Linked DNA regions of Homo sapiens: region 1 is linked to region 2. Evidence: read pairs that join two places in POLR2A ChIA-PET (ENCODE). Cell type or tissue: OCI-LY7. All regions are shown on one strand. Links, peaks and the distances in the headings refer to the core of each region. The heading gives the core; the rest is flanking DNA.

Region 1 (15,723 bases), core at 4,169-12,168, 180 kb after region 2:
TTTTATATTTCTAAAGATCCCAGATTTGGGCATCTATTCCTGATGTATTCATATAGAAATAGCATTTGTTTTTTCTTCTTCTGGTGTGGCAGTTTCAATCCGATGGGTGTTCCCGGCTTGCAGCTTGGATGTCTCTGGTGATATCATCAGGTTTCTGGTGAACTTTCTGTGTGGCCAACACAGCCTCAGGCACCAAGGTTGTCCAGGTATAAACTGTTGTAGCAATTTCTCTGAAGTCTCTATGAAGTCATCCAGCTCCCATTCACAGGGCTGTAAGGCTAAGAACAACCCCAGTTTAATGGGTTCAACAGTGTGATTTAAAAGTTATCAGACACCTGTGCTTGAGTCTTTTTTTTATGAATCTCTTGAAGTTTTGTGTCATAGCGATTTGCAAGTGCTTTCAGGAAAGCATCAGAGTAAATGATAACTGCTTGGTGGATGAAAAAAAAATTAAAATGGCCATGGTTAATGATCTCATGAGAGTTCATCTGAATTTTCATAAGAAAATTTAGTTATTCATGCGGTATATGACATTTTAAGATAACTGGAATTAAAGCTGATAACATTATACCAGGATATATCAGATTTCTAGGAATTTCATACAATTTCTGGAACACTTATATTAATAACATATAGCTATACAAACATAACATGATACTATATAACAAATAGCATCCTTTCTTATTTGATAACATAAAACATAAAAGTATAAAATACCAGAAGAAAATGTAGGACATTTTTATAATGTTGGATGAATAAAGGCCTTTCTTAGCATGGCATGAAATCCAGGTACCTAAAGGAAAATGTCTATGTCACATTTTAAAACTCTGAATAGAAAAAAAAAAAAACTACAAGGAAAGTAAAATGGCAAATGACTGACTGAAGAATATATTTGCAGTACATGTGACAGACCGTGGGTTAATATGCATCATATGTAAAGAGTGTCTACAAATTAACAAGAAAAGTATAGGCAGACAGAAAGAAAATGGACCACAGATCTGAAAAGGTGTGAGGTGTGGTAGGGCATGGTCAGGCTTGCTGCACTGAAACCTCAAGTGGGTGCGATGGTGCAGTAAGTAGTGGGATGTGGTGGGATGTACCTGTGATATAGAAGCATTCCCTTATATGTCACAAGAACGAATCTTTTTTTTTTTTTTGAGATGGAGTCTCGCTCTGTCACTCAGGTTGGAGTGCAGTGGCGTGATCTTGGCTCACTGCAACCTCCGCCTCCCGGGTTCAAGTGATTCTCCTGCTTTAGCCTCCCAAGTATTTGGGATTACAGGCACACACCACCACACTCGGCTAATGTTTTTATATTTTTGGTAGAGATAGGGTTTCACCATGTTGGTCAGGCTGGTCTTGAACTCTTGACCTCAAGTGATCCACCCCCCTCAGCCTCCCAAAGTGCTGGGATTACAGGTGTGAGCCACTGCACCCAGCCCAAGAATGAATCTTGAATGCCGATCAACCCTTGACCCCAAACTAAAATATTGTAAAACCACAAGTTCTGGCTTGCTCTGATCTCCTCTGAAATAATGGATTCTTCACTCCGTAGGGGCTGCTGAGAGCACTACACTTCTGGCAACCTCCTCAGGAAACCAAGGGAGATAGGCAAGCTACACTCCCTTCCTGGCATGCTTGATTTTGCCAAGTACAAGTGCAGGCAATGACATCAAATGTTTCACCTCTCAGACGGCAAAAATGCAAATGATTGAGCACCTCGAATTTTGATGACAGTGTAGTGCAAAAGGCCTGTCCACACGTTACTGATAGACATGAGAATCTGGCAATATCTATAGATATTTTGAATGCGAATCCTCTATCAGCAGAATGGCATGTGGATTAGCTTGAGAAACTAGAGACTAACACATCTATGTCCTTCTCAGCCCAATTAGACAGAATCGAGTCATTTTAACCTTAGGGACTGCACTAAGAGTGCCAGTTACAGGATTTATTGCTAATGATTTATAGGGCTCCAAATGACAGTGCTTACAAATCTATAGATTCTTGAAGAGAAAGGAGCACTCTACAGCTAACATTAAAGTCAGGATGTGTGCAGGGCATGGTGGTGCATACCTGTAATCTCAGCACTTTGGGGAGCTGAGGTGGGAGGATTGCTTGAGACCAGGAGTTCGAGACCAGCCTGAGCAACAGAATGAGATTCCCATTGCTACAAAAAATTTAAAAATTAACTAGGCCTGGGCTGAGTGCAGTGGCTCACGCCTGTAATCCCAGCACTTTAGGAGGCTGAGGCAGGTGGATCACCTGAGGTCAGGAGTTTGAGACCAGCCTGGCATACGTGATGAAACCCCATCTCTACTAAGAATACAAAAAATTAGCTGGGTGTGGTGGTGCACACCTGCAATCCCAGCTACTTGGGAGGCTGAGGCAGGAGAATTGCTTGAACCCAGGCGGCAGAGGTTTCCGTGAGCTGAGATCATGCCATTGCACTCCAGCCTGGGTGACAGAGGAAGACTCTGTCTCAAGAAAAACAAAACAAAACAAAACAAACAAACAAACAAAAACTAGGTGTGGTGGCACACCCCTGTAGTCCTAGCTACCCAGGAGGCTGAGGTGGGAGGACGCTTAAACCTAAGAGTTGGAGGCGTCAATGAGATATGATCATGCCACTGGACTCCACTGTGCAACAGAGACCAAAGAAAAAAAAAAGAAGAAGATGTGCATCACAGCTATGGCCAGCTCACAGCAAGGGGTCTGGCAGGGCCGGTTTGGGTTTCTATTGTCCTCTCTACTGTATGGTCATGGCAAAATGCACTTCCTCTTTCAGATACAGAACCCTTGGCAGGTGCACAGAGCACCACAGAACTAAGGGGCCCAAAAGAGAGTCTCGGCTGGGGTTTTTTATGTTTCACAGGTCACATACACAAATTCCTGTTACATAACTAGCTTCTGCAGCACAGCTCTCTGGGGGTCTCACCAGGAGAAAATCAGTCTTACTGTTATCAATAAACAATGCTGACAAGTTGGTACAAACCACGCCAAACTCCTCCTTGCCCCCCTGCCTACAAAGCGACACTATTCACCGGCTTTCCTGCCTTGGGCAACATCAGTGCCAGGCAGCAAGTTTAGTACAACCGCTCAGTTTCATTCTAGACATGCTGCAATTCACCCTCAGAGCACAGGAACTAAACAAGGAAGAGGTGTGTTTATTGGGTTTTTGGGCAAAAAAGGAAAGATAAATGCAACTGATTTGTCCCTTCCCACGGTTCCGCATCCCTCATTCCAAATGCAGTACTCACGTTCCGGGCCCGCCCCCTCAGGATGGAGCTCTCAGGGTCATGAATCGGCATTGGACCTCCATGTTCGGTGGTGTGGCTTGTTTTTACAGGTTACTTAATAGGATCCAGGTTGGGTTACGAGCAACCTATAAATAAACCAGATGCGCTCCACAGAGCCCCAGACCCAGGCCAGCTCTTCTGCTGATCATATGCTACCTATCACACGCGCACACTCTGTTTATATCTACCAGACACAGGCCTGCCAAGGCTGTTCCATCAGGACAGAGGAATGGTGGATATCTTTTATACTTTGCCCATCATAATTTTCTTCCTGGAAGTGTGGGTGCACCTCCTTTGCAGAGGTGGGTGCCTGACTCAGCCGGCCTATCCCATGAGTGGATTGCAGAGGTTCACAAACCATTTGGACCTAGCCACTTGGTAATTGAACTGTTCAGTATTTCTGTGACCTAGGGAAGCTGTGAAAAAAATTGCTGAAACACTAAGGCTCTCAGACACTAACTGCAGAACCTCTGCCATGCTGGTGCTTTGGGCAGAGCCATTCCCAGGACTTCTGTGGGAGAAATAGGTAGGAAAGATGGACGCCCTTCCCTCTGGGGCTGCTAGTTAAAGGACAAGGCAAATCTAGATCTCTGATGGTCATCTTTTCCATGTTGTACAAAGGTCATTCCTGGGAAAGAAACCCACGTGGAGGAAAGCAGACCTGAGAGAGACAGGAGTCCTAGGCCAGGCACGGTGGCTCATGACTGTGATCCTAGCACTTTGGGAGGCCAAGGTGGGGGCGGATCGCTTGAGGTCAGGAGTTCAAGGCCTGTCTGGCCAATATAGTGAAACCCCATCTCTACTAAAAGTACAAAATTAGTGGGGTGTGGTGGCACTTGCCTGTAATCCCAGCTACTTGGGAGGCTGAGGCAGGAATCACTTGAACCTGGGAGGTGGAGGTTGCAATGAGCTGAGACTGAACCATTGCACTCCAGCCTGGGCAACAGAGTGAGACTCTGTCTCAAAAAAAAAAAAAAGTCCTAGTATATAGTTGAGCACCTAGAACCAACCTTACCTGAAGCAGGGACATTGCTGGACTTTTCATTTTATGACCTAATTCATTCCTGAACCAGTCAGCATTCCTAGCTGCTAACAAAGTGAACCCAAACTAGCTTAATCAGAAAAGCAATGTATTACCAAATATTAGGTATCTCAGAAGCTCTCTAGGAGAGAAGGAAAAATGGCCTATATACAATCTGTGTCCAGAAGAAACACCCTCAGGAACAGCACCCAAAATCACACTGAAAAGTGGTTTAGTGGGAAGCACTGGTAGGCACAGACAGCTCTGACTTCAGCACCATTGTCACCAACGTGACCAATGCTGGATACACGACTACAGCCTCTTATGCTGTTGGCTCTGGAAACAGGATGTAACTGCTGCCATTATCCCCAGAATAGATTCTGGAGGGAGCTCATGATTTGAAGTCTAATATGGGTACATCTGTTTGGCTGCATCTCTGCATCAAGAGAGGCTGGGAATGAGTATCTGATTTCTGTAGTCAGAGGCTATTGCCACATCCCACCAAGAGCTATAGAGCAGGGAGCGCCCCCAAATGGAGGAAAAGTGTTTACTGGGCAAAAAGAATCACCAAAGTCTACAAAGCCTTTGACTACCCAACATCAGCAAGTACACACACACACACACACACACACACACACACTTAAATAAACAAAACAAAGTAACAGAAAATAATATTTATAAACCCCTTTTAGCCCACATACACACAAAAATACTCTTTTCAAAAGGGGATCAGGACACATCAGTTACTGCATCCAGCTCCAAGTCAGCTTCCAATTCCATCCCAGGGCAGATCACCTATGTCTTCATTCCAGCTTCTTGGTGGCTGGGAAAGTGAGTTTACCGATCAAGTGCTGGGTGGCTGTGATGTTTTACAAATGTCCACCAGAGTCCATGTCAGTTTCTCTCCTCCTCTCCTTCTCTCTCCCTGTCATTCCTTCTCTCCTGTCTCTCATTCTTTCTCTCTCTTTCTCTCTGTCATTCCTTCTCTCCGTCTCTCTGTCTCTCATTCCTTCTCTCTCTCATTCCTTTTCTCCTCTTTCTCGTTCCTTCTCTCTCTTTCTGTCATTCCTTCTCTCCTTCTCTCTCATTTCTTCTCTCCTTCTCTCTCTCATTCATTCTCTTTCTCTCATTCCTTCTCTCCTTCTCACTCTCATTCCTTATCTACTTCTCTCTCCCTCAATCTTTCTGTCATTCTCTCTCTCATTCCTTCTCTACTTCTCTCTCCCTCAATCTTTCTGTCCTTCTCTCTCTCATTCCTTCTCTCTTTCTCTCTCTCATTCCTTCTCTCTTTCTCTCTGTCATTCCTTCTCTCCTTCTCTCTCTCTCATTCCTTCTCTTTCTCTCATTCCTTCTCTCCCATTCCTTCTCTCCTTCTCTTTCTCTCATTCCTTCTCTCTCTCACTCCTTCTCTCCTGTCTCTCTCATTCCTTCTGTCCTTCTCTCTCTCTCTCATCCTGTCTCTCTCTCTCATTCTTTCTCTCCTTCTCTCTCTCATCACTTCTCTCTCTCTCTCATTCCTTCTCTCTCTCTCGCTCTCTCTCATCCCTTCTCCAATCTGCATATAAGGGGACCCATACAGTTCAAACCCATGTTGTTCAAGGCTCAACTGTAATTGTACATGTAGAAAATCTAAAATAATCTACGGATAAGCCATTAGATTATAATAAATTTAGTGGGCTCCCTGGATACAAGGTCAGTATACAGAAATGCATTGTATTTCTTCATACTAAGAGACAAACAATAATAAAATGAAATAAATAATTTATGATATTAGAACACATCAAATACCTAAGAATATATCCAGGAAATAATTTTCATGACACTGAAACTACAAAGCATTGTTAAAATAAGTGAAAGACCTAAATAATTGGAGAGATACTATGAATTGAAAAATTCAGTTTTGTCAAGAATTCAATTATTTTCAAATTGATCTATAGATTCAATAAAACACTAGCAGATATTTTTATTGAAATTGACAAGTTGATTTGATTCTAAAATTTATATGGAAATAAAAACGACCTAGAGTAACAAAAGCAATCTTGATAAAGAACAAGTTGGAAAATTTACATCACAAGATCTAAAAGATTCATTGTAAATCCACAGTAATTAAGAGTATGGTATTGCACAAGGCCAGACAAATAGACCAATGGAACAAAACAGAGAATCCAGAAACAAACTGTATAAGTTCTGTTGGTCTATTTGTTTAACCTTGTGTTTGTACCACCACCTCATTTACAACAAAGGCACCCTGCAATGCAGTAGGAGAAGGAAGGTCTTTGCCACAAATGGTGATGATCAATTAGATATTCATATGGGAAAAAAGTGAAATTTTTTTTTGAGATAAGTTCTCACTCTGTCTCCCAGGCTGGAGTGCAGTGGCATAATATTGGCTCACTGTAACCTCCACCTCCCAGGTTCAAGTGATTCTCATGCCTCAGCCACCTGAGTAGCTCGGATTACAGACACGCACCACCATGACTGGCTAATTTTTGTATTTTTAATAGAGATGGAATTTCACCATGTTGGCCAGGCTGGTCTTGAACTCCTGGCCTCATGTTATCCACCCACCTCAGCCTCCCAAACTGTTGGGATTACAGGCATGAGCCACTGTGCCCAGCCAAAGAAAGTGAATCTTGATTCCCTCCTCACATCACACATAAAAATCAATTGCTGATTATGACAGATTTAAAGCTTAAAATAAAACAATAAAACTTACAGAAAAAATCAGAGGAGGATATGTTCACGATCTAGGGATATGCAAATATTCTACACAACATTAAAAGAACTGATAGATAGAAGAAAACATTTATAACTTGGACTTCACTAAGAAATTTTGTACATTAAAATATACCAGTAAGAGTACACCCGTGTTTATAGCAACACTATTTACAATAGCTAAAAGGAGGAAGCAACCCAAGTGTAAATGTGATAGAGGCAGGAGATGGCCAAATGCTGAGGCAGATAGGAAAGGGTCCCTGGAGAAACTCCGACCCACCCCAGGTTACACCAGATGAAATCACCAGATGTAATCACCAGACACTTTATGCAGATAAGGGAACTTGCACAGGGAGCTTGCCTGGGCATACCCACAGCAGACTGGAGGCCCACATGCCCTGGGGGAATGGGGTGGAGCTACCAGAAATTCACACTTTATGCAGGGGAGGATCCTGACCTCTTCAGCTTGTGTCTAGTGGCTCCGGTATTCAATTTGTGAAATGGAAATCTGCTTGCAGAGCCCCTCTCTTTGCTGAGAGCTTTCCTTTCACTGAGTAAATTCTGCCCACCTCACCCTTCAATGTGTCTGCATGCCTAATTTTTCTTGGTCGTGAGACAAAAACCTGGATTTAGCTGAACTAAGGAGCAAAAACCCTGCATCAAATGGATGAATAGATAAACAAACTGTGGTACAACAAAGATTGGTGCAAAAGTAATTGCAGTTTTCGTTTAATTTTTAACTTTTAATTGCAAAAACCATAATGACCTTGGCAACAACCTAATATATATATCCAATATTAGTTAGCCTTGAGAAGAAAGGACATTTTGACACATGGTACAACATGGATTACCCTTGAAGACGTTATGCTAAGTGAAATAAGCCAGGCCAGGTGCAGTGGGTCACGCCTGTAATCCCCATACTTTGGGAGGCTGAGGCGGGTGGATCACTTGAGGTCAGGAGTTTGAGACCAGCCTGGCCAACATGGCAAAACCCCATCTCTACTAAAAATACAAAAATCAGCTGGGTGTGGTGGCATGGACCTGTAATCCCAGCTACTCAGGAGGCTGAGGAGTATTGCTTGAACCCAGGAGGCGGAGGTTGCAGTGAGCCAAGATCATGCCACTGCACTCCATCCTGGGCGACAGGGTGAGACTCTGTCTCAAAAAAAAAAAAGAGAGAGAGAGAAATCAGTCACAAAAAAAATACTGCATAATTTTGCTCATATGTGGTATTTAGAGTAATCAAATTCATAGGAACAGAAAGTAGAATGGTGATTGCCAGTGTATAGGGGAAGGGGGAATGAGGCGTTATTGTTTAATAGGTAGAGAGTTTCAGTTTTGCAAGATGAAAAAAGTTCTGGAGATAGATGGTAGGGATGGTTGCACAACGATGTGAATGTACTTAATGCCACTGAACTGTACACTTTGTAATGGTTAAAATGGTAAATTTCATATTATATATATTGTACCAAAAATTTAAAAATACATATACCAGTAAGAGGGTATATATCAGTAAGACACTATCAGTTTAGGGACCACCTTGAAATTGTTAGTGCCTCAAGCCACAGCCTGAGAGAAGATATTTATGATAAATATATCTGACAAAAGACTTCAATGTAAAAAAAAAATAAATTCTTCAATCAATAAGAAAAATAACAGAATAAAAATGGGCAAAAGGCTTGGACAGGCATCTCACAAAAAAAGAGATTAAAGGGGCCAATAAGCACATGGATACCAGTATCATATGTCATCAAAGAGGCCGGGCACTGTGGCTCACGCCTGTAATCCCAGCACTTTGGGAGGCTGAGGTAGACGGATCACGAGGTCAGGATATCGAAACCATCCTGGCTAACACAGTGAAAACCCATCTCTACTAAAAATACAAAAAACTAGCCAGGCGTGGTGGCATGCACCTGTAGTCCCAGCTACTAGGGAGGCTGAGGCAGGAGAATCCTTGAACCCAGGAGGCGGAAGTTGCAGCGAGCTGATATTGTGCCACTGCACTCCAACCTTGATGACAAGAGCTAAACTCCGTCTCAAAAACAAACAAACAAACATATGTCATCAAAGAAATATACATTAAAATCACAATCACAAAGATATCACTACATGCTCAGCAAACTGGCTAAAATTTTTTAGGGACGATACAAATGATGGTGAGGATGTGGAACAACTGGAACTCTAACCATTACTGGTGGGAATGAAAATAGATACAATCACTTCAGATGTGTTTATTAAAGCTAAAATATGTACACTCTACAAACTGTAATTCTACTACTTGCTATATGTGCAAGAGAAGTGAGTGTATAAAACTACCAAAACATACTGTATTCATCTGTTTTAATGCTGCTAATAAAGACATACCTGAGACTAGGTAATTTATAAAGGAAAGAGGTTTAATGGACTCGCAGTTCCACATGGCTGGGGAGGCCTCACAATCACGGTGGAAGATGAAGAAAGAGCAAAGGGGCTTCTTACATGGCAGCAGGCAAGAGAGCATGTGCAGGGGAATTCCCATTTATAAAGCCATCAGATCTTGTGAGACTTACTCACTACTACAAGAACGGTATGGGGGAAACTGCCCCTATGAGTCAATTACCTCCCACCAGGTCCCTCCCACGACATTGGGGATTATTACAGTTCAAGGTGAGATTTGGGTGGGGACACAGAGCCAAACCATATCACACACATTAACAGGGATATACATAACAGCTTTATTTATAATAGCCTCAAGCATGTTCATCATTAGAATGAAGAATGCATTTTGGTATATAACGGAATTTCACTGCAGTAAAAAATAATTAACTAAAGCTACACATAACCACACAGATGAATTTCACAGATATATCTCTGAGTACAAAAGAGTACTGTATGATTTTATGTATATGAATGTCAAGGACAAGGAAAACTAATCAATGGTGACAAATCAGAAGAGTGGATATCGCAGGCAGAATAACAGTTTCCCAGAATGTCCCATCTTAATCCCTAGAAACTATAAATATGCTATGTTACCTGGCAAGAGGGACATTGCAGATGTAATTAAAGTTACTAATGAGTTGACATTAAAAGACAGAGATTATCTGGATGGGACTAATCTAATCATACGGGCCCTTAGAAGCAGAGAACATTCCCTGGCTGGAGGTAGAGAGATGCGGCAGAAGAGGAAGTCAGAAGTCTCAAAGTGTGACAAGGACTTGAGTCATTGTTCTGGAAATCATGAGAAGTAGTCAGTTCTACCAATGACATGAAGACACCTAGAAGCAGTTTCTCCCCTGGAGTATCCAGACAATAGCCCAGGCCATCCAACACCTTGACTTTGGTAGTTGGATGCTAAGACAAGGTTGGGCATGGTGGCTCATTCCTGTGATCCCACCACTTTGGGAGGCCAAGACAGAGGGATTGCTTGAGCCCAGGAGTTCGAGACCAGCCTGGGTAATGTGGCGAGACCCCCATCTCAAAAAAAAAAAAAAAAAAAAGGCCAAGATAAGATTGGGAACCCAGTTGAGCTTTACCTAGACTTCTCACCTACAGAACTGTGAGACAATAAGTGTGTATTGTTTTAAGCCACTACATTTGTGGTAATTTATTGCAGCATCCATAGAAAGCATATACAGTGAATATGGACCGGATGGGAATAAAAGGGAGCTGTCTGGAGTGCTGGAAACATTCCGTATCTTCATCAAGTGGTAGTTATGTGGTGGATAAGTAAGTAAACATTAATTAAACTGCACACTTCATATTTTAAAACCTAATTTAAAATAGAAAATGAGCAAAAAATTGATCATCCTTATATTGTTAAGTTACAGCTCTATTGCAGTATGGTCATAGAAGGCAGCTTCTATAATTACTTTAAAAAAATCTTATTGGGATTTTCTTTGTAGATTAGTGCTTGATATATTTTTACAAATGATCCCGAAGCATTTGAAAGAAATTTATTCTTTGCTTGTAAGGAGCAAATGTATGGGTGTAAATTAAGCTTTTAAATTGCTTTATATAGGAGGAAACACTTATTTTGCTTTTTCTTGTTTCTATGTGCTGGAACTTTTATGGGAGCAAAGCTCCCAGCCTCCTGCAGGGAGGGGGTGAAATGTATCTGTTAATCTTTGAAGGAGTGGAGTCATGCCTAGCTTAGCCCTTTCTTCTCAACTTTCCTTAGGATCTACCTACATACAGGAGAGCACGTATTTAGTTCTGCTCCTTCAAGCTGCAGGTGTCAGAGAGACAAGCCCTGTTGGAGAGGCACACAGTTGTCCAGGGTTCCTGCTCCAGGGATGGATAATCTGTCCAGTGGTGGGGTGAAATATTCATAAGCCCACATGGCTCGGAGAGAAGGAACCTCATTCTCTAACAGCTTCATCAGTAATTAAGGCGCTATTTCTATCTCCATCTGCCTAATTCTTGTGTCTATTTCTGGGTTATTGCATGGGGCCAGAAACGTTGTACAAAGAGTGCAATTTAAGGGGCAAAATAACACCCAGAGATTGTGTTGCCTGAGCCTAAATTCCGGCCTTTGGCTTTGGGTTACAAAAGTCATGCGGGGTCATGGACTTGGCACCCACAGAGCTGGGTAGCTGCTGAAAATAGAGCCAGGGTTTTTTTGTTTGTTTGTTTGTTTGCTTTACCGGAATAGCTCTTAGTTGATGACAGCCCCTGTGGCCTTAACAAACAGGTGCAGCTGAGAGAATGAATAAATTACAGGAATGAAAATTTCTGCTTACAAATCTTTTAGGTATTGGTTGCTGGGGCTGGGGAAGTTTTTTTTTCTCCTTTTACAGAGTTTCTCAGCCAGGGCTGTACTCGGTACCTTTAAACTGCAACATGAGTTGTGTTTCACATTTGCTGTAGGGAACTACTGTGGACAAGAACCAGCTTTAAATTGTTAGTGCCTCTTAACCGAGGAGGTGAAAGACTTGTATCCTGAAAACTACAAAATGTTGCTGAAAGAAACTAAAGAAGACATCAATAAATGGAAAGACATACTGTGTTCATGGATTGGAAGACAATATTGTTTAGATGTTAATACTACCCAAAGAGATCAACAGATTCATTGTAAGCTCTAACAAAATCCCAACAACATTTTTCGCAGAAGTAGAAAAATTCATCCTAGAATTTATATGGACTCTTAAGGGACTCTGAATAGCCATTACAATATTGAAAAAGAACAAAACAGGAGGGCTCAGCCAGGTGCAGTGGCTCACACCTGTAATCCCATCACTTTGGGAGGCCAAGGCAGGTGGATCACTTGTGGTCAGGAGTTCAAGACCAGCCTGGCCAACATGGTGAAACCCCATCTCTACTAAAAATACAAAAATTAGCCAGGCATGGTGGGGGGTGTCTGTAATCGCAGCTACTCGGGAGGCTGAGACAGGAGATCACTTGAATCTGGGAGGTGGATGTTGCAGTGAGCCAAGATTTTGGCACTGCGCTCCAGCCTGGGTGACAGAGCAAGGCTCTGTCTCAAAAAAAAAAAAAAGGAAAAAAACACCTGTGGTAAACTAAAGCATTGAACTGTAGAAAATACTGCAGAGGCCTCAAAAATAGTCAAACTCTGTAAAATATTTGAAGAAATTTATTCTGGGCCAAATATGAGTGACCATGGTCCATGACATAGCCATCAGGAGATCCTGAGAACTTATGCCCAAGGTGGTCAGGGTGAAGCTTGGTTTTATATATTTTAGGGAGACATGAGACATCAGTCAAATATATTTAAGATATATATTGGTCCAGTCTGGAAAGCTGGTGCAGGATATAATAAATTCCTCCTCAAAGGTTTTAGCCTGTTAACTTCCTTTAAAATTCAAGAGGGAGAAAATTGTTAAGTACAATGAGTTCTGAGATCCTCTCCAAAAAACCAATGTATCAGTATGTTCAGCTCCCCTGTTCTTTGTTCTCTATTTTAAAGTTTAACTTCCTCATTCTTTATGTCTCCTTGCCCCTAGTTTCAGTAAACAATCCCCTCCTATCCTCTATCACCTGCTCTGTCCCTAGTCATCCTTAGTCACCTGCTCTGTAACCATCCTTCCCGCTGAAAACACTCACCCCACCACTCTGGCTCTTACCCCCACTCTCTTTAAAATAGCCAATTGGAATTAGCTTAGACTGTATGGTCCAACCCTAGCCAATAGGGGAAAGGCACAGCAGTAGGGACTAGCTGCATTAGGAATAAGACCCCCTTCCCCTCCCTTGTCCAGTGTGCTCTTGCCTTTGCTCCATCTGCGAGACGCACCTTTCTATAGAAGTAAATTGCCTTGCTGAGAAAACTTTTGCCTGAGTGCTATTTTCACTTGGCGGCACTGAGCGTTTACTTCCAACATTGGGACAACTTGTTGGGGAGGTGGGTGTTTCCAGTTTATAGGGTTATAGGTAGATTTAAAAATTTTTCTGATTGGCAATTGGTTGAAAGAATTATTAACAATAGGGCCAGGCCCAGTGGCTCAGGCCTGTAATCCCAGCACTTTGGGAGGCTGAGGCGGGCGGATCACAATGTCAGGAGTTTGAGACCAGCCTGACCAACATAGTGAAACCCCATCTCTACTAAAAATGCAAAAAAAATTAACAGGGTGTGGTAGTGGGTACCTGTGGTCCCAGCTACTCAGGAGGCTGAGGCGGGAGAATTGCTTGAACCCGGGAGGCAGAGGTTGCAGTGAGCTGAGATCACCCCATTGCACTCCAGCCTAGGCATAGTGTGAGACTCTGTCTCTGGAAAAAAAAAAAAAAAGTTTTTGGAGACCAGAGCTTTATCTTGCAGACGAAGTCTCCAGATAGCAGGCTTAAGTTCTGTGTTGATGTGAAATGCTGGTTGGCTTTTCCTGAATTCCAAAAGAGAGGAGGGCATACTGAGGCATCTCCGAACTCCCACTTCCCGTCATGACCTGAACCAGTCTTTCAGGTTAAATTTAGAGGGCTCCGACCTGGAAGAAGAAGTCCATTCAGATGGTTGTTGGGGTGGGGGGGCTTTGAATTTTATTTTGGTTTACAAAGGTCTCTCTCTGACTTTCTGCCACTGCCCCCTTCCCTTCCAAAGCAGAGAGAAGGGCTTTCTTTGAAGTTTTCTTGTTTAATTAAGGGAAATTCTGTCCAGAAGGAATGCAATTGTCTTGGACCACCCTCCCTGGAATCTACCTCAACTAGAGAAGATTAACTCATATTGCAGGAGAGGAGAACAATGAAAAGCCACTCAAGACACCAACCTAGATAGACTTTTTGCCTATTTCTTCAACTACAGTAAGAACAGCAAGACAAAAAGTTACAGATCTGTAGGCAAATGAGAAAATTGGAAATTAGAAAGAAAACTCAGTGGGTTGCAGAAACATATGTTATAATGCATATTTTGTAATGCAGCCTTGAGAAAGGGTCCCCAGCAGGTAGTCTAATGACTTAAAGCCAGCATTTCAGCCCCCAAAGCAAGAAAAGCACAGGAAGGAATTTCTATGCCAAAATACCAACAGTTGTCACTTTTAATTAGTGCATTATTTCTTCCTATGTTTTAGTTTCCTGAATTCAAAAAAAATGTATTTAATGTCTATGCACTACTTTCAAAATAGCAGCTAAATCAGATAAAATTAAAAAATATATATTTTTAAGATAGGTGAGCTGGGCAGCCAGGAGAACTCCTACATGTTCTGAAGTCCTGAAGGAGCTTCAAGGATTTGAGTCTTGGGGGCATGCAGAAGGGCTCTCTCCTTCCCACTGGAATGTGGTTGAGCAGGTTCCAGTGACATCCTTTTTTGTGGAGACCCAGGATCCCACCCAGGATGACTGCCAGGGTTGGAGAGGAAGAGAACACAGAGAGGCAACAAGAGGGTGAGTTGATATGGAAGAGAGAACACAAAATACATTTCTCCCAGGAATCCTCCTGTCTTATCATTGGCTCTTACTATAGAAGCTGGCATAAAACAATACAGGCCTACTGAGGACTGACTGTGCATGCAGGTGAGTGAACGTGTTACTGGAAACAGGTCCCCATCCAGACCTCAAGAGAGGGTTCTTGGATCTTGCACAAGAAAGGACTCAGGGCAAGTATGCAGAGTAAAGTGAAAGCAAGTTTATTAAGAAAGTAAAGGAATAAAAGAATGGGCCAGGCGCAGTGTCTCATGCCTGTAATCCCAGCACTTTGGGAGGCCGAGGCAGGTGGATCATAGGTCAGGAGTTTGAGAGCAGCCTGGCCAACATGGTGAAACCCCATCTCTACTAAAAATACAAAAATTAGCTGGGTGTGGTGACACATGCCTATAACCCCAGCTACTAGGGAGGCTGAGGCAGGAGAATCACTTGAACCTGGGAGGCAGAGATTGCAGTGAGCCAAGATGGTGCCACTGCACTCCATCCTGGGCAACAGAGCAAGACTCCATCTCAGAAAAAAAAAAAAAAGAATGGCTACCCCATAGACAGAGCAACCCTGAGGGCTGCTTGTTGCCCATTTTTATGGTTATTTCTTGATTATATGCTAAACAAGGGGTGTATTATTCATGCCTCCCCTTTTTAGACCATAGAGGGTAACTTCCTGACATTGCCATGGCATCTGTAAACTGTCATGGCTCTAATGAGAGTGGAGCAGTGAGGACGACCAGAGGTCATTCTCATCGCCATCTCGGTTTTGGTGGGTTTTAGCCAGCTTCTTTATTGCAACCTCTTTTATCATCAAGGTATTTATGACCTGTATCTTGTACTGACCTCCTGTCTCATCCT
Region 2 (15,723 bases), core at 2,604-10,603:
CCAGGGTAGAAGTGAAGGCTCCTCACTTGGCCTTTCCTGGCGTGAGTGGGAGTGAAGTGGTATTTGGCTGGATTAAGGCAGCCTGCATGTTTTCTGTCTTGCTAGGCCACCCCTTTTCTTGTTCTTTGGCTGAGAGGAGCCTTTCACTGGGGGCTTTTTTTTGTCAGTGCCTGTTGGTGTTTCTGGGTCCTTTAGTTGCAAGTCTGGGCTACATGAGGCAAGAAGAAAACCCAAGGAACTCACCACCCTGTCTAGTTTTCTTGCTTCTTTCAACCTTTGAGGAGTCATCTTATGTTTAATATATGAAATGTCTAGGGTTTTAAATTGTACTTAGTGGGAGGGATAGGGAAAAGTATGTGTATTCCATCTTCCTGGAAGCAGAAGTCTGTAGTTTTGTTTTATGTTAATTAAATAATAGTATGTCTATCAAAGAGATGCATGTGTGTAAATTAATGCATAAATATAAATATTCCAAGATAAATTGTTTGAAATTAATAAATATAAATGAGTTTGAAAATTAATGTATGCACTTTCAAAAAAATGGCGTATATATTATGTTCCAAATTGCCTTTCTGTGTTTATTTTAGGAATTAAAATTCTAAGAATCATAAGACTACAAAGGTATTTAGGAAATACATATTTAATTATGCAGTTTGAATAAACCTTCACGTTGTCTTTTCTGGTATACCCCCAAAAGTCTTTTGTTATTGTTTGCTTTTGATTGATGGCAGGTTTTAAAAGCTTACCCCTAAACCAACCTTTTGAGAAATTTTACTTAAAATATACTATTTTTCTAGTTATTAAAATGTAATTATCAATCTGTAGCATATGTAGTTCCAGCTGGATCTCTGTGTCTTCTAATTTATCCCCAGTGCATATCCATCTTAGACACACTGGCTACAGTGTGATAGCCAATATTTGGCATGTTGTTGCTTATTGTGTTAACAATTTTAATTTTTTTCCTTGATTTGCTGTTATTCATGGCATAGCTGCCTTTTTTTTAGCTAAAGAACAACACAACAGTCCTTTATCTGAAACTCTGGAAGCCAGATATGTATTATCATTTGGAATCTTTTGGGTTTTAGAAAGAATATGCAATACATGTACCCTATATTAGGCTAACCACCAGTATTTGGGTAAGAGGCAACACTGTGTAATCATACTCATCTATTTGCAGCTAAATGTTTTTGAATATTCACACCATAATATTGTTATATCCACACTAGTTTAGGTCACATTTGTCACTAAGTGAATCCCTCTTCTATCAAAGTGAATCCCTCTTCTATCACCATCAAAAAAAAATAATAATAAAGATGGGGGAGGGGAAAAGGATGGTGAAGAAAGAAACTTAGTTTTCCAGGCTTTTTGAACGCTGGAATTAAAGATACGGGTTTTTGGACCTGTGTAGGTAGGGCAGTCACCAAGCCTAGTCAGAGGAAAAGCCCCTGTTTAGTCCTGAACTCCTCAGTGTTTAACTGAGGAATTGGTGCTATAGGCCTGGTGTTACCAACTATGATTGTTTTCAATATAAAACAAAAGTGGCTATTGATTTAATCCTGTTATATGGTGTTGATCTTAAAAACTCATTGGATTCATACTAGGATTTAGGGTTTAATCCTGTAAGGATCATACTAACTTTCATCTTATTTATCCTAAATCCCTCTTTAATCTTATTAATCATGCCAGGCTTTTTTTCCAAGGGCCGAGATATACATCCATCCATCCATCCATCCATGTATGTAGTATATATTCATACAGTTATTTTTCCAAAGTTATCTATCTTTCTATGAAAGAGAAGATCAGTTTTCTCAAAGAGAGCCAAAGACCCATGAATACTTCTGCAGAGTAGCATTAGTATTGCAAGGATGACATCAGTTCTGTATTCTTAAACCTAAGATTAAAGTAGGTCTTGGCAGGGCCTCCTGAGAGGGAATCTAGTCTTAGCCTTGGATTTCCTGAGAAGGCATATGGCACTCTTCTGAAAGTGGGATGTTATTTCAGTTTAGAAGCTCTTAGTCAAAAAATATTGGATGAATTAATTGCAATGGAGACACTGCTTTCTAATAGTGGAACAAAAAGTCATTTCTTAGCTTTTGACCTTTGCCCTGAACTGGTGCTGTGTGCATTAGGAAAAGAAAATACACATTTGGTCTTAAGTCACTGTTTCTACTTTGCACAATATAACTGATTCAGACCTTGTGCTCTGTTTCTTTCATTTCTCAAAGGATAATTGTCAGTGACCATCCTCTCCAAGCAATCAAAGTAATAGATCCTAAGTATAAGTTATTATTTTTCTTATTTCTACTTTTGGGGGTGGGAAGTTTGAGAATTAGATCAAAACTTTTATTGATTGATTCAGCAACCAGTAAACCTGTACCAAATGTTCACCTTTGGGGCCTCACATGATTATGTTCCCTCTAGTTATTGGGTGGTGGTTGTCATCATTGTTTTCAACTGATTTGCCCACATTATACAGTTTTGACCTGGACTGAGTAACTTATGTAAATTCCTTAAATTGCTATATTATAGTGGTTTCAGGTCATGGGGAAAAAACCCTGGTAGGTACTATGAACCCTTCTATGTTTATTTCACTTATGACTTAATTACTCAGATTCCTAGATATAAAAAGTGTAGCAAAACATTGTATTATGAGTTAAAATAAAACTGGCTTTATTTTTTGATATTTTATGTTCAGCTGTACTTTATTTTTTCCAAGTGAAATAGGTAAAAAGGTCTTTTATGCATATATGATTATGAATGTTTACTTTGCATATTAATTTAAAAGGAAATTAAGAGAATATGTTTGCAAAAACAGATGAATCATTATTAATGAAAATCATGTAATGCTGACACTGATCTGAGAAGCAGAAGAAGTTTTTACCAGGATCTAATTGTATAAATGGGAAATTTAGGGTTAAGGAACTCACTTTAGGTGTTGGAGTAATTGTATATATGCATGCTTTGCCCGAAGTGAGGAGGGGCAACTTCGATTTCTAATCCGCTTTGGGGGAAGTTCCATATCAGAGCTGCACAGAAACATTCAGTGAAGCAGCTCCTTTATCATAAAGGGAATTTTAATTTAAAAATATTCTTGCATCGTGAGCAGGGTAAACGACAGCTGGCTACACTGGGCATTTATCTCCTTCAAACCACATTACCAGTAATTGCTGCATTAAATCAAAGTCAGAAGAGATTACAGGTCTGAATGGATCAAGGGGCTAGTGCTAACCCAAGGATTCCCACAACTGCTACATTGCTGCTCTTAGAGCCCTGTCTCTATCCCCAGTAGGTATGAGAGTCAGGTGCAGCTGTCAGATTCCTGACAGCTCATCTGTAAGGCATGAGCATAGTGAACACAATCCAAGAAGAGGGGCAGGTACACGCTCAAGACACCCTGGCCGCCTTTTTGGATTAGCTTTTTATTTTGAACGCAAGAGAATGGCTTCTTATTGTTTTTCGGTACTGTTAAAGAGAGAACATGTTGCCTGCTTTGTGCTTAAGGAAATTTGCTTTGGCATAAAAATCACTTCAATTTTCTCTCCTCCTTTATTTATTGATATTCCCTTCTTGGTCAAGGGTAGTCTTCTCACTTGATTTATGTTACAGAAATGTAACATAAATTTACAAAAATAACATAAATATGTTACAAAATAACAAATATTTGCAAAAATAACATATTTTGTAAAATGTTACAAATATTTACAAAATAACAACAATATGTTACAAAAATAACGTAAATGCCCTGTGCTAGGTATGGGTAGGTGCTCTCCCCTGCCCCCCAGCTGACTTTTCTCCTCCTAACACAGTTACCTAGTTCTTTATATGCTTTCTGCCTGCTGTTGAGGCCACTTATTCCTCAGATATAGATTTAGCTTCGTAATTCAGATAATTCTCAATCTCTTTTAAATGTCCTTCAATTATCAGAGATAATGATGATGACGACGACAGCAATGACGCCGATAACATCAACTATAATTTAATAATCAGTATATGCCAGGCCTATTCATATATCAACTGATTTAGTCATCACAGCAGCCCCATGAGATAGGTACTATTATTATCTTCTTTTTCCAGACGAAGAACTTGAGGCAGAGAGGTGTTAAATAACTTTTCTCAAATTACACAGCTAAGAAGTTATGGAGCTAAGATTCGAATCAAGTAGCCTGGCTTAACAGAGGCCTGAACTCTTACCCACATGTGATGTTGCTTGTGTACTACAACCAGGTACTCTGCTAGGTATTAGGGATACTTTAAGGAAGAAGGTGGACTATGTAGTACCTGCCCTCCTGAAGTGGGAGAGACAGAAACGATGATATGTCTGGCAAAGTGAGGAGGATGTATGCACGTGCTAAAGGGGTTCTCTAGCAGGGGGCTAATCTAGACTGATCAGAAGGAATTTGCTACCAGTCTTCCTTTTCAGAAGACCTTTTCTGTAGTGTTTTAGGGAAGACGGATGCCTTTCCCCCATCTCCTTTTATCATTCCCCCCCCCCTCCAAAGAAAATAACTAACCCTTCAAAAATTCATTGCATTAAGTGGGACAAGAATTCATTATTTTAATTTTTTAACAACTCGATGGAGGTATAATTGATATACAATGAACTGCACCTATATAAAATTAATTTGTTAGGTTTTGGCATATGTATATACCCGTGAAATCACCACAACCAAGATAATTAACATATGAATCATCTCCGTAAGTTTTCTCATGCCCCTTTGTAGTGCTCCCAATATGCTCTTACCTCCCCAGCACATCTCCAAGCAACCGCTTATCTGCTTTCTGTCACTATTGATTAGTTGGCAATTTCTAGTATTGTATAAAAATGGACTCATACAATAAGTACTGTTTTGCGTGGCTTCTTTCGCTCAGCATAATTATTTTGAAATTCATCCATGTTACTGTATATACTGGTGGTTCATTAATTTTTATTTCTAAGTAGTAGTAATTGTGGATATATGACAATTTGTTTATCACTATTACTTATCTGTTGATGGATATTTGGATTGTTTCCAGTTTTAGGCCAGACAAATAGATTTTTTATGAGTATTCATATTCATATTCTTTATATGTTCTTTTTTCTCTTGGGTAAATAGTTAGAATAGATAGATCATATGGTAGGTGTGTGTTTGAATTTATAAGAACTTGCTAAACTGTTTCCACATTGGTTATACCATTTTACATTCCACCAGCAGCATATGAGACTTTCGGTTCCTCCATAGCCTTGCCAAAGCTTGGTATTGTCGAAGTCTTTTAAATAGGTATGTAGTGATATCATACTAATAGGTTCTAATTTCCTAGTGAATAATGATACTGAGCTTCTTTTCATGCGCTTGTTTACTATCTCATTTACCATCTTCTTTTAATCAGGTGTTCATTTTTTTTGCCCATTTTTTAAAAAACGTGGGTTGTTTTGTTTCTTATGGTTGAATTTTGAGAGTTCTTGTATATTCTGAATACAAGTCCTTTATCAGGTGTATACTTTGCAAGCATTTTCTCTCAGTTGTGGCTTGTCTTTTTATTCTCCTCACAGTGTCTTTTGATAAGCAGAAGTTTTAAATGAAGTCCAATTTATTGTTCTTTTATGGATTATGTTTTTAATGTTATAGCTTAGAAATCTTTGCCTAATCCAAGGTCACAGAAGTTTTCTCCTAGAAGTTTTACAGTTTTATCTTTTACATTTTTAGGTATGTGGTCCATTTTGAGTTGTTTTGTATTTGGAAAGAAGTATAAATCTCGTTTCTTTTCATCCAGTTGTGTCAGCACCATTTGTTGAAAAGACTGTTCTTTCTCTACTGAATTCCGTTTGCACCTGTGGATCTATTTCTGGACTTTCTATTCTGTTTCACTGATCTATTTTTCTCTCTTGACACCAGTATCATACAGTCTTATAGGGATGTGAGTATTATGGGATCTAGCAGACTTCAGAAGAAATGATAAGTGTTACAAACATCAGGTATAGCATTCGATTTCAGTACAGGCCTAGAGAAAAGATAGTCATAATCTTTAAAAACCCTTTATTTGAATAGTGGAATGAAGTGGAGAGATATACTGTGTTGATAGTCAGAAAGACTCAATTCTCTCGGATGTTAATTCTCCCCAAAGTGATCTGTAGATTCAGTGTATATCCCAATCAGAATCTTAGCCAGATATTTGTAGAAATTGACAAGCTGATTCTAAAACTCATATGGAAATGCCAAAGACCTAGAATAGCCAAAACAACTTTGAAGAAGGAAAACAAAGTTGCAGGACTAACACAGCCTGATTTAAAGCCTGCAGACAGTGTGGTGTTGGTGTCAGTATTGAGGTTTACATCTTCATGTTATGCAATGAAATTGTGTCAGTTAGGTTTTGCTGTGTAACAAACTTTCCCACAACTTAATAGCTTAACAAAGTGTTAATCATTTATTTGCTCAGAGTTCTGCGGGTCAGGAGTTTGGGTGATTGTTTTAGTCTTGGCCGCATTTGCTGAGCCTCAGTGGTCTAGGATAACCTCACTCTCATGTCTGGCAGTTGGCAGGTTAGTTGATCTGGGGGCTCAGCTGGAGCAGTTCATCTGTATTCCACTTGCTCTCGTCCTTCACACTTCTTCACACAGTAGTGTCGGGGTTCCAGAGAGTAGCAAGAGAGGGCAAGCCTCAGTGAACAGGCACCTGTCAAGCCTCTGCTTGTGTGATATTTGCTAATATCCCCAAGACCAATGTGAGTCACAAAGCTAAGACCAAATTCAAGGGGTGGAAGAAACAAATTCCACTTCTTGATGGAGGAGCTGTGAAATATTATGACCAATTTTTTGTAGTTCACCAAAAAGGTATTATGAGTTAGTTGAGATAAAAGTTATTATGGAGAGAAAAAAGTTTTGTTGTATAAGATAATGTATGTGAAATTATTTTTAGGTATGTTTCCCTAACAGTATTAGAATATTTAAAATTATTTCCTGCTCTGAAAGTTTTACATTTTGCCCCTTAACCTTTATATATTGTCTTGTAAATTTAAAGTGAATAACTAATGGCTAGGCACAGTGGCTCATGCCTGTAATGCCAGCACTTTGGGAGGCTGAGGTGGGTAGATCACTTGAGGTCAGGAGTGTGAGACCAGCCTGGCCAACATGGTGAAAACCCTGCCTCTAACTTAAAAACAAAAAGTGAATAACTATTGTCCTATCCATTTACTGATTTATGAATGACACTTTTAACAAAACTGCTAATTCCTTGCCTCACAGTTTGTATGCCATGTCTCTCATTCCAAAACAGAAATGCATATCAGCCATTCCATGGTTTACTCTGTTATTACCCATACTTCCTTTCTGTACCATGTGTCATGCAAAGGAGTGTTTCCATACTTAACTATGATTTGCTATTTTCTGGTAGGTATAATTTAAAGATTTCCATTGGTGTAGAAAGCCTTACAATTTTCTCAGTACCTTAGAATCAATAGAACTCTTCCATGGATATTTTTAAATAGGCTTTTGACTTTTTTTGGGTATGCTGACCTGCCTGCCTTTCTGTAGGTATGGCTTCATGTATGCTATGCTGTTTTATGCACTTGAAAAGTTGTTCCACTGCCTCAAAGCTTCCCACCACCACCCTAATCCATCTAGAAAACTCCCGCTAGTTTTTTTAAAGTACATTTTAAGCATTAATTGCTTGTGAAATATTTCTGGGTTTTCTTCACCCTGAGAAATTAGATGGTGGTGGTGGTGGCTATAGTAGCAATTGCTGCTTTATTTTCTCCCAAGCCATATTGGAATAAGCGTGGCATTTATCGAATGGTATTTTGGTGTGTATTATTTTCTACTTTTTCTCCCCTGTATTTTCAGCTCTTGAATAGTTTTTGCTGTTTGTAGGCCTTCATGCAATGTTGAAGATATCATGATTGAATGAATATTGACTGACTAACAAATTAGGGATGGTCTGTATGTGGTGATTCATTCAGTTACCTCTGATTTGTAGTTTGAATTTATTGCAGACCTTCTCTTTTCATATACTGATGAGCATATACTGTATAAACTGTTTTAGCTTAATTCTTTTTTTTTTTTTTTTTTTTGAGACAGAGTCTCACTCTTGTTGCCCAGGCTGGAGTGCAGTGGCACGATCTCGGTTCACTGCCACCTCCGCCTCCCGGGTTCAAGCGATTCTCCTGTCTCAGCCTCCTGAGTAGCCAGGATTACAGGTGCCCACCACCACGCCCAGCTATTTTTTGTATTTTTAGTAGAGTTGGGGTTTCACCGTGTTGGCCAGGCTGGTCTTGAACTCCTGACTTCAAATGATCCACCCACCTCGACTTCCTAAAGTGCTGGGATTACAGGCCTGAGCCACCGTGCCTGGCCTTTAGCTTAATTATTTGTGAGAAATAGGAAGATGGATGGACAGGTTCTATCCTTAGAGAATTCATCTAATCAATAAAATAAGTATGTCTAAAAACAAATAGAGAATGCCATATAAGTTCAGAGGAAAGAGAAATCACTTCTAGTTGGAGGTAATCAGGAAGAGCTTTGTGGAGCAGATGGCATTTAAGGTAGCATTTTTAAGATTTGGGCATTTTGAAATGGGTAAGAAAACATGATCAAAGGCACAGAGGCCAAAACCAAACAAAATAAAGTAAAAATTCTCCTTGATAGAGGCAACTGTGGGTAGTTGAATGTATCAATAATTGGTTTTGTACTTTATTGCCACTTGGAAATCAAGTATCCCAATAGAAAGTTTGTTAAAATTTATATGCAGGCATTTTGTCTATTTTTCATTCTGACCATGAGTTTATCAGGTTTGCTACCATTCTTTTTACTCATATTACTAAAACAGTGCTCTGAAAACTCTTTAACTCTTGTTTGCTAAATTCAGTCATTTATTTCTAAATTCTCATTTTCTTTAACCTTTCTAGATTTCTACTTGGCATTGTTATATATTCACCTCTGATATCAATTTATGAAATACCTTCCCTAGTATAAAGGATGTGAGATCGAAGAAAAGAAACAGATGTCCTCTGTATTCCTGGCTTTTGTGAATAGTACACGATTATGCTTAATCTTTTTATCCTCTGTTTCTATTTCTGCCTTCTTGAAGCAAGGATTCCTCAAGGTTCTATTTTCAGCCTTTGCCTTCTATCTGTCTGTGTCTCCCCTCCACCTCCCATTTTTCTTTTGTCTCTACTTTTCTTTTTTTGGAGTACATGGTTGATGTATAATAAATGTTACAGACTGCATCAGTGTGGGAGAGGAATCTCAACCCCATTATGGCCATGGCTATTTCTCCTTTTCTCTTTGATCTTCGTGTCTAACCCTGACCTCTCCTCTAGCTGTACCTTCAACCCCGAGTACCTGTTATACCTTCTCTACCATTACTTCAAACCAGTTTATGCTTCAGATTTGTCTGTATTAGCAGTGTTATTCTTATTTGGCTAGTTAGCTAGAATTAGAACCTTTCTCTTATACCCTACATGTGGACAGTCTTCAATTACTGTGGATGTTGTCTTCGTCATCTCTTATATATCTATACCTTCTTTATTCCTACTGCTAATATGTATTTTTTGCATTAGTCATCTGTAACCTCTTGTAATGGTAGCTGCTAATTGGTTTCCCCACCTTTAGGTTGTTCCCTTTTTCATTCTTACCTGCAGCCACCAGAGCCATTTTCACAAAACGTTATTTATGTAGCACTCTTTTCCTCTTGCTCAATCTTTAAAGATCAGATCTGAAATACGTAGCAGGATGTCCTAGTCCTTCCATAGTGAACCTACCTACTTTTCTTGTCATTTGCCACCACCTACCCATAGTCAAGTAAACTGGTCACACAATCCCTTAGTCAGTCAGTCTTGCATATTTCTTTCTCTTTTTTTCCTTTTGGAGACGGAGTCTCGCTCTGTCACCCATGCTGGAGTGCAGTGGTGCAATCTCGGCTCACTGCAACCTCTGCCTCCCGGGTTCAGGCAATTCTCCTGCCTCAACCTCCCGAGTAGTTGGGATTACAGGCGCACGTGGCCACGCCTGGCTAATTTTTTGTATTTTAGTAGAGATGGGTTTCACCGTGTTGCCCAAGCTGGTCTCAAACTCCTGAGTTCAGGCAATCCACCCGCCTCAGCCTCCCAAAGTGCTAGGATTACAGGTGTGAGCCACCGTGCCTGGCCCAGTGTTGCATATTTCTAATGACATATTTTGCCTGCATATATATCTTCCTCCTCCACCCCCTGTCCCATCCTCATCCTTCCAGCTCAAGCCCTAGCTCTTTTGCTCTTTTTTTTTTTTTTTCCCCTCCTGGCCTCTAGAACTGACCTATCTCTTTTTGAAGTTCTGTCTTACCCTGGTGCACAGGGTAATATAGAATCTTTGGAACCTTCTAAGAATACTGTGACTAAAACCAAATTTATACCTCAGGCAGAAATCTCGGCAATCTTTGCTAAAGCATTCTACCCTGAGGCATAGCTAATATCCTTAAACATTTGGCAGGATTGTGGCATGGGCAGAAGGGAAAGAAAAAGAGAGAAGAAAACAGGAATGAGAGAATAGGAGAGGAGGAAAAGAATCTTAAATATTTTCTGGTTAATTTGATTGACTGAACTTAACCAGTGCTTGCTAAGTCTTGAGATCCCAAGGGTTGTATGTCGGTGTACAGATAACACTACAGCATCATCAACCATGTCCTCTGGCATGAGACTGATTTACCTTATCCTTAGCAAAACTTAAACCTTACAAATCTCATGATAATTTCTAAATATCTCACTCTTAAATACGAGGTCTATTTCTAGGTCTAGATTTTGAATAACTAGGTCTGTTTCTAAGTCTAGGTCTGTTTCTCCCTGATATCATTAAATTTCTGTTCAACAGACATTCTAAGTGTGCTAAGTGTTGAAACTTTTTTTTTTTTTCTTCCTGAGACAGAGTCTCACTCTGTCTCCTAGGCTCGAGTTCAGTGGCACAATCTCAGCTCACTGCAACCTCCACCTCCTAGGCTTAAGCAGTCTTCCCACCTCAGCCTCCCGAGTACCTGGGACTACAGGCATGTGCCACCAGGCCTGGGTAGAGATGGAGCTTTGCCATGTTGCCCAGGCTGGTCTTGAACTCTTTGACTTAGGCAGTCCGCCTGCCTGAGCCTCCCAGTGGGCTGGGATTACAGGTGTGACCCACTGTGCCCGACCCAAGTGTTAAAACTTATGTTGAAAAATGAATTGGGGCTGGGCATGCTGGCTCACACCCATAATCCCAGCACTTTGGGAGGCTGAGGCAGGTGGATCGCCTGAACTCAGGAGTTGAAGACCAGCCTGGGCAACATGGCAAAGCTCCATGTCTACAAAAAAAGTTGAAAAAATTAGCCAGGAGCCATGACATGCGCCTGTAGTTCCATCTACTTGGGAGGTTGAAGTGGGAGGATCCTTGAACCTAGAAGGCAGAGGTTGCAGTGAGCTGAGATTGTGCCATAGCACTCCAACCTGGGTGACAGAGTGAGACCCCGTCTCAGAAAAAAAAAGTGAATTGGTATTGCATGTCTTTGCTAAAGAGATGTATGGAAATATACATGAAGGACTATTTTCTGAATTCATGTTTTTTATTGATCAGGACACATGAACTTTAATACTATAAAAGCATCCATAATATTGTAGAGTGTAAACTTGAAAGTGGAATAGATTGGCATCATCAGCCAATAACTCTTGAGTTTATTGTGGAAAATTAGTCTTTTTATTTCTAGAATTTTTGAGTAAATATATTATTTAAAATTTTAAGGAAATACCCAGTCTTTTCTGATGAGGGAGGGGACTCAGGAGTAATTTCTGAGTTGAAAATATTTTCATTTTTTGTTTCTATTTTTAAAATCATTTTGATAAATGGGAAAAATACTGAAAGAATGATGTTGAGCTATTGATCCATGCATGGAATTTCTTTCTGTTAATAACTGAGGCTACATTATTCTGAAGAAAGACCATATCAAGAAAAGAGAGAGAAACCTTTCAAGTTTATAATTTGATTTTTTGTAGTGTGTTTTGTCTTATAGGTAAAAGATTCTCCTTTTTTTTTCCATCAGTATTATTTCAAATTTTGGTTTGACTAAGTTATTAGTCTTCAAATTATAGCAATTAAAAAAATTTTACAGAAAGAAATGGGTAAAAGGCAAGATAAAGTATAAGAGTTATAATTCAAATATTACATTATTTTGACATTTTTCTGAAGAGCTGATGATTTAAGCTATACCTGGGCATGGTTTCAGCAGAACCTAGGTGAGATATCTTAATCATATATCTAAAGATTAAGATTCTTTATTGTGTATATCCTCTAGTCTTTTTTTTTTTCAAGAGACAGGGTCTTGCTGTGTTGCCCAGGCTAGAGTACAGTGGCATGATCATAACTCACTGTAACCTTGACCTCCTGGGTTTATGTGATTCTCCCACCTCAGCCTCCGAAGTAGGTGGGAGTATAGGCACATGCTGTGTGCCACCATACCCAGCTAATTTTTTTGGGGCGGGGCTATAGGCAGGGTCTTAATATGTTGACCAGGCTGGTCTCAAACTCCAGGCCTCAAGCAATCCTCCTGACTCAGCTTCCCAGAGTGCTGGGATTATAGGCATGAGCCACTGCTTCCAGCCTATATCCTCTAGTCTTAAATGAGAGTTTATAGTTATCACATTATGTTAGGTAAAGCAAATGTGGTCGTATTATTATTATTATTATTATTAGAGACAGAGTTTTGCTTTCGTTGCCCAGGCTGGAGTGCAGTGGCACAGTCTCGGCTCACTGCAACCTCCGCCTCCCAGATTCAAGCAGTTCTCCAGCTTCAGCCTCCTAGGTAGCTGGGATTACAGTCATGCACCACCATGCCTGGCTAATTTTTTGTATTTTTAACAGAGAAGGGGTTTCACCACATTGGTCAGGCTGGTCTCGAACACCTGACCTCAGGTGATCCACCTGCCTTGGCCTCCCAAAGTGCTGAGATTACAGGCGTGAGCCACCGTGCCTGGCCTAGTCATATAAATCAGAGACCATGGGAATATTAATAATTTTTAAAGTACTTGTATTGAAAGTAAAATCTGTTTTGGTTCCTTTAAACTTTTAACAAATTATAGGAGCAGTTAATGCTAATTTAAATGTGTATGAACGATTGGAAATTTATCTCTAAATTAGTAAGCGAAAACCAGCCACCACCCCATTCCACCGCCTGGAGGTACTAGTTTTGTCTTAATGGCTACACACACACACACACACACACACACACACACACACACACACACACGTGTGTATATATATGTATATGTATGGCATATAATGGTATGTGTATATATAATGTGTGGACATATGGCATATATTGGTGTGTATGTCAACCAATACATTACGTATATGTGTATACATATACATACATGTCTAACTTATATGTGACTTAATAAAAGCTTAACTAATTACACAATAAATTTTTTAGTTTTTTCATTTTATTTGGAGCACTGCTTTTCAAAGTCTAATTACATACATAATTTATTGATTGATGTACACATAGATTCATACATGCATGCATACCCCTATATAATTTCATTTACAAATATAGAACTATAACACATTATTAAACAACATAATATTTTTCTTTCTTTCTTTTTTTTTTTTTTTTAGACAGAGGCTCACTTTGTTGCCCAGGCTGGAGTGCAGTGGTACGATCTCGGGTCACTGCAACCTCAGCCTCCCAGGTTTAGATGATTCTGCCACCTGAGCCTCCTGAGTAGCTGGGATTACAGGCACCCACCACCACGCCCGGCTAATTTTTGTATTTTTAGTAGAGATGGAGTTTCGTCATGTTGGCCAGGCTGGTCTCAAACTCCTGACCTTAGGTGATCCGCTCGCCTTGGCCTTCCAAAGTGCTGGGATTACAGGCATGAGCCACTGTGCCTGGCAATTTTTTTCATTTAATAATGCATCAGTCGTATCTTTTCACCTTGTATGTATAGTCTAGAAGAATTTAAATCTTTCTCTGGAAATTGACTAGGCCTTCAATAACATTTGGGGATCACTTTCATGCTTAAATTATGTCAGTTGTTTTAGGATTTGAATTACAGTCTTTCATCTTAAATACAACAGCATCTGGGAATTTCCTCTATAATTAAGTCACCAAATATTGAACTGGGTTAACTCTTGAAGTTTAAGTTAGTCAGTCATAGTTCATTATTACAGCCTTTTATGATGTATAAGACATATCATCATTTTCCAGTCTTCATATCAAGAAGAATCTTAGGAGATTTAATAGTGATTTAAGATACTAGCTTATAAGTGTATATGTGGCCCATCCTGCTGTACTGCTATGTATGAAATGACAGAAGTGTACAGGGAGGAAGAAGGATTAATAATTATTTGATTTGATTAGAAGAGGAAATTTAGCATAAGGTTTTATTGCAGAAACATTCTTTTTTTTTTTTTTTTTTTAAAAAGAAAGGTGTCACTATGTTGCCCAGGCTAGACTTGAACTCCTGGCCCAAATGATCCTCCCTAGTAGCTGGGACTACAGGCACATGCTGCTGTACCCAGTCTTTTGTTATTTCTTAATTACCATTTTAATACCTATACAGGAGACTGTTAGAATATATAGTCCTCTCATATCTGTGGGAGATTGGTACCAGGATACACCCTCTCACACCCCTGCAGATACCAAAATTGGCAGATGCTCAAGTTTCTTATATAAAATGGTGTAGTATTTGCATATAACCTATGTTCATCCTCTTGTAGACTTTAAATTATCTCTAAATTATAATTTCCAAAACAATGTAAATGCTATGTAAATAATTATTATAACTATTGTCTTTAAAATTTGTATTATATTTTTGTTATTATACAGTATTGGGTTTTTTTTATTGCTTTTCACAAATATTTTGTTTGCAGTTGGTTGAATTCACAAATGTGTAACCCAAGGATAAGGAGGGCTGACTGTATATTATAATCCCTTAAGGTATGGCAAAGCACATCTGAAATGTTATGAGGCTTTGATAATCTCTGTTAAGAATTGACAAAGTAGGGTTTTATAGTTCTAATGGTGAGAGAGACTATAAAACTGTGTATTAAGAGCAACTTTTTTTTTTTTTTTTGAGATGGAGTTTTGCTCTGTTGCCCAGGCTGGAGTGCAGTGGCGGGATCTCGGCTGCGGTGGTGAGCCTTCGCCTCCTGGGTTCAAGCAATTCTCCTGCCTCAGCCTCCCAAGTAGCTGGGATTACAGGGTGCATGCCACCACGCCCAGCTAATTTTTGTATTTTTAATAGAGACAGGGTTTTGCCATGTTAGCCAGGCTGGTCTCGAACTCCTGACCTCAAGTGATCCCCCTGCCTCAGCCTCCCAAAGTGTTGGGATTACAGGTGTGAGCCACACCACCCGGCCAAGAGTAATTTTTAAAAAATGTTTTTCCATGTATGAGAAGTTGCTTACAATATTTAGTTTTGTGCTGTAGCATTGTTTTGCTTTTTGGCTTTGCCTGTGTCCTTATCTATTTCTCCCATAAACTGTGAATTCATTGACAACAGAACTGTGTTCATTTCTCCAGGGCTTAGTACAATATTTTGTCTGCAATAGATGTTCAATAAATGTTTTATTAATTATACTGAATAGATTTATTCTTGTTCTTCATGTGTAATGCACATAGAATCAGTACCAGCAAATTGAAGATAATCGAGTATAGTGGTCCTCCTAATCTGTTAGAACTGAGTTCAGGTAAATGTTTAACCAAGAATACCATCAAAATATGCTATAGCCATTTTGACTCTTAAAAATCTGTTTCT

What was found. Peaks named below come from ENCODE experiments on the same cell type or tissue, not always from the same donor. Only the 100,000 strongest peaks of a DNase experiment are listed, where the experiment ranks them.
Region 1: POLR2A ChIA-PET joins it to region 2 with 18 read pairs; 3 of 35 experiments call an interaction of 5 or more read pairs at or near these places.

The regions. Positions count from the first base shown.
Region 1 is chr22:35,673,552-35,689,274 of GRCh38, reverse strand. No RefSeq gene overlaps it. Among named protein-coding and RNA genes, the nearest start is that of APOL6, 33 kb to the right of the region's middle. RefSeq lists an enhancer at 9,463-9,752. In OCI-LY7, for the core only: a CTCF peak has its summit at 4,834; DNase peaks (open chromatin) are centred at 4,814 and 7,634.
Region 2 is chr22:35,851,147-35,866,869 of GRCh38, reverse strand. The region is part of intron 2 of RBFOX2 (RNA binding fox-1 homolog 2); the gene reads left to right. Among named protein-coding and RNA genes, the nearest start is that of APOL5, 140 kb to the right of the region's middle. In OCI-LY7, for the core only: no CTCF peak of the experiment used is centred there; DNase peaks (open chromatin) are centred at 3,273, 5,209, 5,819 and 6,619; H3K4me3 peaks cover 3,015 bases; H3K27ac peaks cover 7,263 bases.